2 separate regions of the Homo sapiens genome follow, and region 2 is linked to region 1. Evidence: chromatin loops called from intact Hi-C (ENCODE). Cell type or tissue: dorsolateral prefrontal cortex. All regions are shown on one strand. Links, peaks and the distances in the headings refer to the core of each region. The heading gives the core; the rest is flanking DNA. Region 1 has its middle 11 kb from the start of KIAA1549. Region 2 overlaps KIAA1549.

Evidence for each region. Peaks named below come from ENCODE experiments on the same cell type or tissue, not always from the same donor. Only the 100,000 strongest peaks of a DNase experiment are listed, where the experiment ranks them.
Region 2: a loop joins it to region 1, with 4 times the contacts of the local background. A loop is called at or near these places in 7 of 110 quality-filtered maps.

The regions. Positions count from the first base shown.
Region 1 is chr7:138,989,287-138,994,665 of GRCh38, reverse strand. No RefSeq gene overlaps it. Among named protein-coding and RNA genes, the nearest start is that of KIAA1549, 11 kb to the right of the region's middle. In dorsolateral prefrontal cortex, for the core only: no CTCF peak of the experiment used is centred there; a DNase peak (open chromatin) is centred at 2,564; H3K27ac peaks cover 468 bases.
Region 2 is chr7:138,915,727-138,921,105 of GRCh38, reverse strand. It overlaps KIAA1549, which reads left to right. Exons shown (of 20, transcript NM_001164665.2): 2 at 1,668-4,358. Among named protein-coding and RNA genes, the nearest start is that of KIAA1549, 63 kb to the left of the region's middle. RefSeq lists enhancers at 3,595-4,115, 4,116-4,638. In dorsolateral prefrontal cortex, for the core only: no CTCF peak of the experiment used is centred there; DNase peaks (open chromatin) are centred at 1,804 and 2,184; H3K27ac peaks cover 3,309 bases.

The DNA of each region.
Region 1 (5,379 bases), core at 169-5,168:
TAGAAAAAAAACTATGCCTAAAGATACACAGTTAATAAATAGTAAAACTATATTCAAAGTCAGGTCTGTCTTCATCTAAATCCAATGTTTTCAACCCCTACACTGTATACCATACCATGACTCGGTGGAACTTATCTCCACATACAGGACTGGGAGATCAAAAAGAAAACTTTGGATGTATTACATCATGTCAACAGAGCGAATAGTGAACATCAGAAGAATACTTTATAGATACTGCTAAGGCACGGTGCACGGTATTCTTTTTTTTTTTTTTTTTTTTTTTTTTTTGAGACAGGGTCTCACTCTGTTACCCAGGCCGGAGTGCCGTAGCGTGATCTTGGCTCACTGCAATCTCTGCTTCTTGGGGTCAAAAAAATTAAATTCTAGTAAGCTCTAAGAAAGAAGAGACCAACAAAAATTACTTATTTGGATGGAGCGGGACAAACAGGGCAGGCTGGGGTGAGGACGAGCACATCAGGTGTAGAGTAGGTGAAGGGAGGACGCGGGGCCTCCAGGGTGGGTGAAGGGGGAGGGACACGGGGACACCCGGGGCAGTGCCTGGAAGGACAGTCCCACCAGCTGGCCTTCCCTGCAGGAGTCTGAGAACCTTTGCCTGGCACGCTCAGCAATGCATTTTATCTGATGGGTGAGTGGGGAGCTTTGGAAGTTTGCTTTTATATTGATGAAGTGTTCGTTTTCACTGTGGATGTTTTATCTGCTGATGTCTTTTATTTTGTGGACTTTCTCAGACATCTGCTGTGGCCACACATGATGGTGGCTGAGTTCGATTTTGGCCCACATGTCAGGCAGAGACTGCCCAGCAAACCCAAACTGAATTTCAAGTTGATTCTCAGAAGGCTACAGGGACACAGTACTGGTTAAGCTGAGGTGGGTATGAGGTAGTTACTATTATTTGTATTATTCTCATTTCACAGGTCCGGTCTAGAGAGTTGTGTTTGCCATAGATATCAGTGCCTATCATGAAACAAGTCCAGCAGTTGTGATCGGATCTGAATCATGTGTCATATGTTGGCAGTTTCTGTATTTAGTTTTCCACACGGCAGCCATCATCATACTTTTTTCATGGTCTAGAGTTACACTGTCCAATATGGTAGCCACTACCCACATGTGGATATTTAAATTAAAATTAATTAAAATTAAATGACATTAAAAATTCAGTTCCTCAGTTGCACCAGCCATACTGCAAGTGCTCAATAGCCATTTGTGGCCAGCGGTTACTTCATTGGAGAGCACAAGGTTATAGAGCAATTTCACCAACTCAGAAAGTTCTTCTGGGCAGTGCCAGTCTAGAAGTTTCTTAATTTTCTCTTTAAAATGGTGGATGACTTCCATACAGAGTTGTTTGTGGGCAGATAATTTTATCATTCAGCTTCTCACGATTTTTATCCAAGAGCCTATAAAATTCAATTTTGGTAAACACACTTTATTGTTTGGAGATTGTCATTTCCTAAAGGGCAGAGATGTTCTTCCTCTATTTTTGTGAAGAGCCTTAGTTCACCAAATTTAATAAGTGTTTGCTGGTGCCAATTACCGTAGCATACTGAACTCTGCACAAGGCCAAGCAAATGTCATGTCTGAGGCAGCCTTAATATTTCTCAAGCAATCTCTGGTTGGTTTCATAGCATGTAGCAGAGGAATCCAGCATTTCTTGGCATTCCTTGAAGTTCGAGACGTTATACTGTGTCCGTGCCAGGATGGATACGCAGATGCCACAGTACTTCCCTCCTGGCCTTGGTAGCAAAGAACTATGGGCAAGCTCAGGCCCCCCACTTAAGTTAGTTCAGCACCTTAGCCGGCAGGGATTGGTAGGATGAGGGGTAAGAGACCAGCTTGGAGCTTAGTTCTTATACGTACTTCCATTTATTCATTCAACAAGTATTAATGGAACCCTATGACCGCCAAGCATTGCGGTAGGCACTGGGGAATGAAGAGATGAAAATGACAAGGTCCCTGCCCCTGAAGAACTTATAATCTAGTCGGGAGCAGACAATGAAGATTTAATTCCACGCGGCCAATTTTAACTCCATGTGGTAAATGCAGTGACAGGTGTCACGGGCAATATGAGGAGATCAGGGATGGCCTCCTGCAGAAGTGATGCCCACAACTATAGGAGGCCCGAGAGCAGACATCTCCATACTAGGAAGACTCTGTCTCTGGGGATTTGGGTGAGAAAGGGGTGTTCTAGAGAAGCAGAGAAGTTGCGACAGATGTATAGTTCATGTGGGTTTGGCTTTGTTCATGTAATTGATGGAAACTCATGACAAGATGGAAGAGCAAGAAGACCTAGATTGTTATCATTCTTCTCATTCTGAGTTTGAGCCAGAGTCGATGAGTTTTAGAACACAGTCATATGTGAGTTGGAGTAAGTATAATGCCAGAGAATGAGGGTGACTCTAAAAATAGCCTTCACCAACTGTTGCCGTGATTCTAATGTGGATTTTTGGCATGCCTCGGGAGAGCTGCCCGTGGGTTTGGGGCTATAGCAGGAAATGACCATAGAGAATGTGGGCAGAGGATTGAGCCAGTTGATCTGCGGCAGCTTGTGTCTTAGGGGGCGGAGGCTTAGAGACAAAGGAGGTGAGAAAAACTGCAGTAGACAGGGAGGCAAGGCGTGGGATCTGCCTCAAGAACACTCTTATTTGCCATTATTGCTACCAAATTGTGCAGGAGGAGTAGACGTCTCCAGCCCAATTCATCCAACCAAGGATCCTGGTTTAAATGTTTTACCCATGGTCATGGGCACTCAGGATGTGTCTCTCTCCATGGGCTTCCCTTCCGATAGGCAGAAAGTCTTCCCTAGTGATTTAGGTAGACTGAGGTAGTTATTTAGTTTAGATCATGGCAGTCTTTGGCATGGTCTAACTCATGGCAGGTCTAAATCTGACCTTATCCTATTTATTTGCTCTTTTGTCTTCAAATTCCTCCAAATAGCTTTTCCTCTAGTTAAGCAGCCTTGTCTGAGGTCACATTCTGTCCATTTCTGTCTTCTTGCCTTTGCTTTCCTCTACAATACCCCCTCCTCTCCCTTTTCTTTTTCCTTCCTTTAACAAATGCTACCCATTGTTCTCATTGTTCAAGACCCAGGTTAAGCCCCACGTACTCTGTGAAACCTTCCATACCTACTCTAGCTCATGCTATCTTTTCCTCTTTAGGATTTTTGTGTTTTAGTCCAAATACTGCCACCTGACATTGAGACACTGATGTTGAAAAGGAAGAAATCACTTTATTTTATTATTTATTTATTTATTTTTTTAGACGGAGTTTCACTCTTGTTGCCCAGGCTGGAGTGCAATGGCGTAATCTCGGCTCATTGCAACCTCCGTCTCCCAGGTTCAAGCATTTCTCCCGCCTCAGCCTCCTGAGTAGCTGGGATTACAGGCATGCACCACCACACCTGGCTAATGTTGTATTTTTAGTAAAGACGGGGTTTCTTCATGTTGGTCAGGCTGGTCTTGAACTCCTGACCTCAGGTGATCCACCTGCCTCGGCCTCCCAAAGTGCTGGGATTACAGGCATGAGCCACCAAGCCCGGCCGGGGAAGAAATCACTTTAGAGACTACTTAAGGCCTTTACCTTGATTAATCTGTCCTTTCTCTCTTCTTTTGGAAGAAGATTGTTCGTTCTTGTAAACATTTTCTATTGAAAAGACAAATACAACATCATCATCAAAGGAGAGGATGAATGCCCATAATCCCATTACCTCAATACAACAATTTTAAGTATGCGCAGTTCTTTCTCAGTCATACACATTGTTTTATATCAGCTCATAAACCATTTTATATATATTTTTTCCTCCACTTAACATTATAACCCAAACACTTCCTATGTTTTTTCACAGAAGTATAACATTTCCATGTGTTACTGTATGGTGATTTTATCAAGCCATTAAGCCACTCTCCTGACACTGGACATTGGGCTGCTGAAGCTGCCATATCTTTTTTTTTAAGATGGAGTCTCGCTCTGTCATCAGGCTGGAGTGCAGTGGTGCAGTTTCAGCTCACTGCAACCTCCGCCTCCCGGGTTCAAGCAATTCTCCTGTCTCAGCCTACCGAGTATAGCTGGGACTCCAGGCTTGTGCCACCACACCAGGCTAATTTTTGTATTTTCAGTAGAGATGGGGTTTCACCATGTTGGCCAGGATGGTCTCGATCTCCTGACCTCATGATCCGCCCGCCTCGGCCTCCCAAAGTGCTGGGATTTCAGGTGTGAGCCACAGCGCCTGGCTGAAGCTGCCATTTCAAAAGAATGACCTGTTGCTGTTGATTCCATCTGCTCTTAGCTCTGAGAATTTGCTCTATCGATGATCCCTCTCTTGGATCTTATTCTCTCGTTGTCTTTGGACACCTCTTAAATCTACAAGGATGTTCAGTCTTACCTATCCTAAAAAATATCTCAACCCTGTTACCCGCCATCTTCTGTGGCCTCCACTACTTCCTAACCCACTCATTCTTTTACCCCTTTTTGTTTGCCTCTCCTCCCCTGCCACCCCCTCACTTCGACACAGTATGAAGGGTCCTCAAAAAATTCAAAGTAAAACTATCCTATGGTCCAGCAATCCCACTATTGGGTATACATTCAGAGGAAATGAAATCAGTTGAAGAGGTATCTGCACCTCCATGTTCACTGCAGCTTATTCACAAAAGCCAAGATATGGAATCAACTTATATGTCCATTGTGGGATGAATGGATAAAGAGAATGTGGTGTATACAGACACAATGGAATACTATTCAGCCTTAAAAAAGAAGGAAATCTTGTTATTTGAGACTGCATGGATGAACCCGGAGGACAAAATGAGCCAGGCACAGAAGGAAAGTCTCTTTTTAACAACTGCATCTGCAAGTCCAAAGAGGTCTTCTCAGTCCTGTTGTCTTTGACATTGACTGTCCTCTCTATTTTAAAACTTGTTTCCCAGGCTGTTGGTGACACCACATTTCCATTGTGCTTCTCCGCTTTCTTTCTAGATCTTTCTCTGCCTTTTTCACGGACTCCTCTTCAGCCTTTCCAAAACGAAGGTCTTTCTCCAGGGCTCTCCTTGGCCCTCTTTTCTTGCCTTCTCCCCTCCCTTTCTAGGCAGTCATTTACTCTCTCATCTTTAGCTAATGACGCCGTATGAATGATTCCATATCTGGAGTCACATCTTCCAAGCCCTCAGCTCACCTTCGCCATCGCTGGCGTCAGCACAGCTCCCTGGTATGGGTCCAGCACCTCACAGCCAACACACTCAGAACCCAACCCTCCATCTTTGCTTCTCACCCAGGCTTTCCAGCTGAATTCCTTTTTTTCCTATCCTTCCACAGATGGTCCAAAATCTCTGAATCATCTTTCATTCTTTCCTCTCCTCATATCTCACCGACTCA
Region 2 (5,379 bases), core at 74-5,073, 73 kb after region 1:
CTAGGCTAACACTTGTCCCTCATCTCCGTTGTGGCCTAAACAACAGGCCAGCTGGTCCAGTACCTGCCTTGGGTCCCCAGTCACTGCCCTTGAGCAGCTCCTGTTTTATTCCTGGATTCAGCACGTTCCCCTTACTGTCTTGCAGGCCATCCAGTCACTTAGAAGATGGTTTTTAAACATTTATTAAGCAATCTTAAATGTTCTGAAGTAGACAGTTTCAAGATCTCTAGTCTGCCATGTTGCTAGAAACAGAATAGAAATGACTTACTTAAAAAAATAGAGTAAATTCAAGACTGTCCTTATACCATTTCACACAGGTATGTTCTGATAGACTGTTGGGATTAGAGAAACGAGGTGTTGTTATGCATTTTGATAGTTGCTCAGTTCTCAGCCTGGGCTGCAGAGGACAGTCCCTGGGCCCTGGGCTTTCATCAGTGGCTGGGCCATCACTTGTCCTTTTTCTCTAGGCTATGTCATACCTGAATTATCGGTGGAGAGGCCTCAACTTACTAAATGATAATGACAGCAGTCACAAGTTAAGGAATACAAAAGTTTGAATGGATGATGGGATAATGTTGGCTTTTGTTGTCAGAACTTGGTATCCTTGGATTTCATTCATTCATTCATTCATTCATTCATCAATCCAAGTGATGTCAATTGAGCTCCTAGCACTTATTGTGCTAGGCACTGGGGAGACAGGTAAACAATGCCTGTCCTTAGGAAGCCCAGAATCTAGTGATCAGATAGTTCATTTCAGTGGGCATGATAAGGACAGGGAGAAGCCTAGGGAGAGGCACGAATCCAACTTCAGAGCATCGAGGATGAAGCTCATATCTGTGCTGCATCTGAAGGGCCAGAAGGAGCCATCCATATAGAGAGCTGGGGAAGGGCATTCCAGGCGGGGGTGAGAGGATCCATCCATGTAGAGAGCTGGGAAGGGCATTCCAGGCGGGGGTGAGAATGTGCACAGCCATGGAGGCCAGAGAGTGTTTGGGTTTGGGGCACTGCAGGTGCCAGAGCATAGCTGGGAAGGCCTAGAGTGGGGCAGGAAATGGTGAAAGCTGAGGCTGCAGGAAGCCTGGGGCCTTCATGTGGAAGCCTCAGCAACTGTGTTGGGGAGCACAGCTGAGGAACTGGGGAACTCTCTTACTTGGGTAGTGAGAGATGCAATGAGTTGTCATGTTCATTTCTCGTAGCAGCCAGCTCCTATCACTGAAGAGAAAACACACAGGCCTTGGAGTCAAGGAAGCCTTATATTCAGATTCCAGTTCCACTCTGTCTGGGTGGTCTTATAATTGATTTATTTACCTTCTGGAAACCTTTCTTTACTCATGTCATAAATGAGAGAAAATGGACTGAACAGCCCCCTCTGTTTCCAGTATCCTACGGTTCTGTGGGAAAAACTGTAAATATGCCCTCCCCACCCCCACACATACACAGCTTAGGTAAAAACAGTGCCCAAGTTTAGGAATATTTGCAGATATTGTCCTGATGGTAATTCTGTCAATTTCTCGTTTCCAGCTAGCTGTTTAACTTCTGACGGTGATTCATGGATATTTATGGTGAATGGATGTTTGTTAAATGAGTAAATTCTCATGCCTGAAACAAAACGTTAGCTGTGTGACTTCCAATGCATTGCACTAACCCAGCTCTGATTTTCTTGATAGATGAGCTCTCTCCGGAACAGCACAACCTTTCTTTATACTCCATGGAGCTCGTGCTGAAGAAAAGCACTGGGCACAGCGCTGCACAAGTGGCCTTAACAGAAACTGCTCCCGGCTCCCAGCACAGCAGTCCTCTCCATGTCACAGCCCCGCCGTCTGCCACTACTTTTGATACAGCCTTTTTTAACCAAGGAAAACAGACCAAAAGTACAGCAGATCCCAGCATCTTTGTGGCAACTTACGTGTCAGTGACGAGTAAAGAGGTGGCCGTCAATGACGATGAGATGGATAACTTTCTGCCAGATACTCACTGGACCACTCCACGGATGGTTTCTCCAATACAGTATATCACAGTCAGCCCACCAGGGCTGCCCAGGGAAGCATTAGAACCTATGCTCACTCCATCATTACCCATGGTTTCTTTACAAGATGAAGAAGTGACATCGGGCTGGCAGAACACAACGCGACAACCAGCGGCATATGCTGAGTCCGCCAGTCATTTCCACACCTTTCGGTCAGCTTTTCGCACCTCTGAGGGCATCGTTCCAACTCCTGGCAGGAATTTGGTGCTTTATCCTACTGATGCTTACAGTCATTTATCAAGCAGGACTCTGCCAGAGATTGTGGCTTCCCTAACAGAGGGTGTGGAAACCACCCTTTTTTTAAGCTCCCGGTCTTTAATGCCACAGCCGTTAGGCGACGGCATTACTATACCGTTGCCCTCCTTGGGGGAGGTCTCACAGCCTCCAGAGGAGGTTTGGGCCACAAGTGCAGACAGATACACTGATGTGACCACTGTGTTGAGTCAAAGCCTAGAAGAAACCATCTCTCCAAGAACATACCCCACTGTGACTGCATCGCACGCAGCCCTTGCATTCAGCAGGACACATTCTCCATTGCTTTCAACTCCTCTTGCATTTGCGTCCTCTGCTTCACCAACTGATGTTTCATCTAACCCCTTTCTCCCTAGCGACTCCAGCAAAACATCCGAATTGCATAGCAATTCAGCCCTCCCCGGTCCTGTGGACAACACTCATATCCTGAGCCCGGTGTCCTCATTCAGACCATACACTTGGTGTGCGGCCTGCACTGTGCCTTCACCTCAGCAAGTTCTGGCCACGAGCCTCATGGAGAAAGACGTGGGATCAGGGGATGGTGCCGAGACTCTGTGCATGACCGTGCTGGAAGAAAGCAGCATCTCTCTAATGAGTAGCGTCGTAGCAGACTTCTCTGAATTTGAGGAAGATCCTCAAGTATTTAATACGCTTTTCCCCTCCAGACCTATCGTCCCACTTTCTTCTAGATCCATGGAAATCTCAGAGACGAGTGTTGGCATTTCTGCCGAGGTGGATATGAGTAGTGTTACAACCACACAGGTTCCCCCTGCCCACGGCCGCCTCTCTGTGCCGGCGTCACTTGATCCTACTGCTGGCTCCTTGTCTGTTGCTGAAACCCAAGTGACGCCATCCAGCGTGACCACTGCATTTTTCTCGGTCATCACCAGCATTCTCCTTGACTCATCTTTCTCTGTCATAGCAAACAAAAACACACCGTCGCTTGCCGTCAGAGACCCGAGTGTTTTTACGCCTTATAGTCTGGTTCCTTCAGTGGAGTCTTCACTTTTCTCTGACCAAGAACGTTCCAGTTTTTCTGAGCATAAACCCAGAGGTGCTTTGGATTTTGCATCCAGCTTTTTCTCAACACCCCCGCTGGAACTCAGCGGCTCCATCTCTTCGCCTTCGGAAGCACCTGCGTCTCTGTCTCTGATGCCGAGTGACTTGTCCCCCTTCACATCTCAGTCTTTTTCTCCCTTGGTTGAGACATTTACATTGTTTGACTCTAGTGATCTGCAGTCATCTCAGCTGTCTCTTCCCAGTTCCACAAATCTTGAGTTTTCGCAGCTCCAGCCAAGTTCCGAGCTGCCTTTAAACACCATCATGTTGCTACCTAGCCGTTCTGAGGTGTCACCATGGTCAAGCTTCCCTTCTGATTCTCTCGAGTTTGTTGAAGCGTCTACGGTTTCACTGACGGATTCAGAAGCTCATTTTACCTCAGCTTTCATTGAAACTACCTCCTATCTTGAGTCTTCACTCATTTCCCATGAATCCGCAGTCACTGCACTGGTGCCCCCCGGCTCTGAGTCTTTTGACATTTTGACTGCCGGGATTCAAGCAACATCACCATTGACCACTGTCCACACAACGCCCATTTTAACTGAGTCTTCTTTGTTCTCAACTCTGACACCTCCTGACGACCAAATCAGTGCTCTAGACGGTCACGTGTCTGTCCTGGCCTCTTTCTCCAAAGCCATTCCCACTGGTACGGTGTTGATCACTGACGCGTACCTGCCATCAGGATCCTCGTTTGTTTCTGAAGCAACCCCCTTCCCTCTGCCCACAGAGCTGACCGTCGTGGGCCCATCACTCACACCCACAGAGGTGCCACTGAACACCTCCACGGAAGTGAGCACAACCAGCACCGGTGCTGCCACTGGTGGTCCCCTCGACTCCACCCTGATGGGTGACGCCGCAAGTCAGAGCCCCCCAGAGAGTAGTGCTGCTCCTCCCCTGCCATCCCTGCGTCCCGTGACTGCCTTCACTCTCGAAGCAACAGTCGACACACCAACACTGGCTACTGCCAAGCCGCCATATGTTTGTGATATCACAGTCCCCGATGCCTATCTGATCACAACTGGTAAGGCCCAGCTTCCTGCCGCCTCTCTGGGGTGGGCAATCTTTCTAAGGAGCTTGTGTGCAGTGCCTGTGAGGCTTGGAGCTTCATGGTTAAGAGCAGAGGCGCTGGGCTCAGTTAACTCCCAGGTAGTACTCCTATGCTTACCTCCTGCGAGTTCTCAGAACAGTTATTTATCCTCTCTAATCGTCTGCTGCCTCACCCATTAAACAAGGAGCTTAGTTAAACCTGCTTCATTGGGCTGTTGTTCAGATGTAAATGCGTTAGTCCCTGCAGAACGCTCAGCCCTTGCCTAGTACATCAGAGGCATGCACGGGATGGTGCATATTAGTCAGCAGTCACAAGGAGAATAAATATTAGAACAAATACAAGAACTAAACAAGCCTTGGAAGTTCTTGGTAGGATCTTTGTCCTACCATAACCCAGTAGGTGCATGGATGACATAGTTTAAACAAAATACTTTTTTGTTTAATTCAAGCAATGAGTTGGGCAACTATGTAAGGGCAACCCTTGCAATTTCTTACTCATTTACTCTTCTTACTTTTCCTTGAAAGGAGACTGCACTTTGCTCTCATAGGTCCCTGTAAATGCCCCTTGGGTCCCGAGGAAAGAAAAGTAAAGTGACTCTTTGCTCTTATAGGTCCCTGTAAATGCTCCTTGGGTCCCGAGGAAAGAAAAGTAGTGACTAAATATCCTCTGAATCCAGTATCAGCCTTTGGTCTCCTCCCCACCACAGCCTGGGTTGCTAGCAGACTGGCCAGCAGCTTCCCTTGCAGTTGCATGGCTGCTGTGGCCGCGTGAAGCTGGTGCCCACCTGAGGGCATGCCTGAGAGGTAGACTGATTTCAAGGGTCATGTCCCGCGACGGTGGCCCGCTTGGTCAGGGTCTCTGCATTTTTCCTCATGAGACATGACAGGTGTATGTGGTCTCGAGGGTCATGACTGTGTGCTGAACCACAGCCTGGTGGTGACGAGCAGCCTGTCCTCTGTTTTGATTTTGGTAGGAGTGGAGGACAGAAATGAAA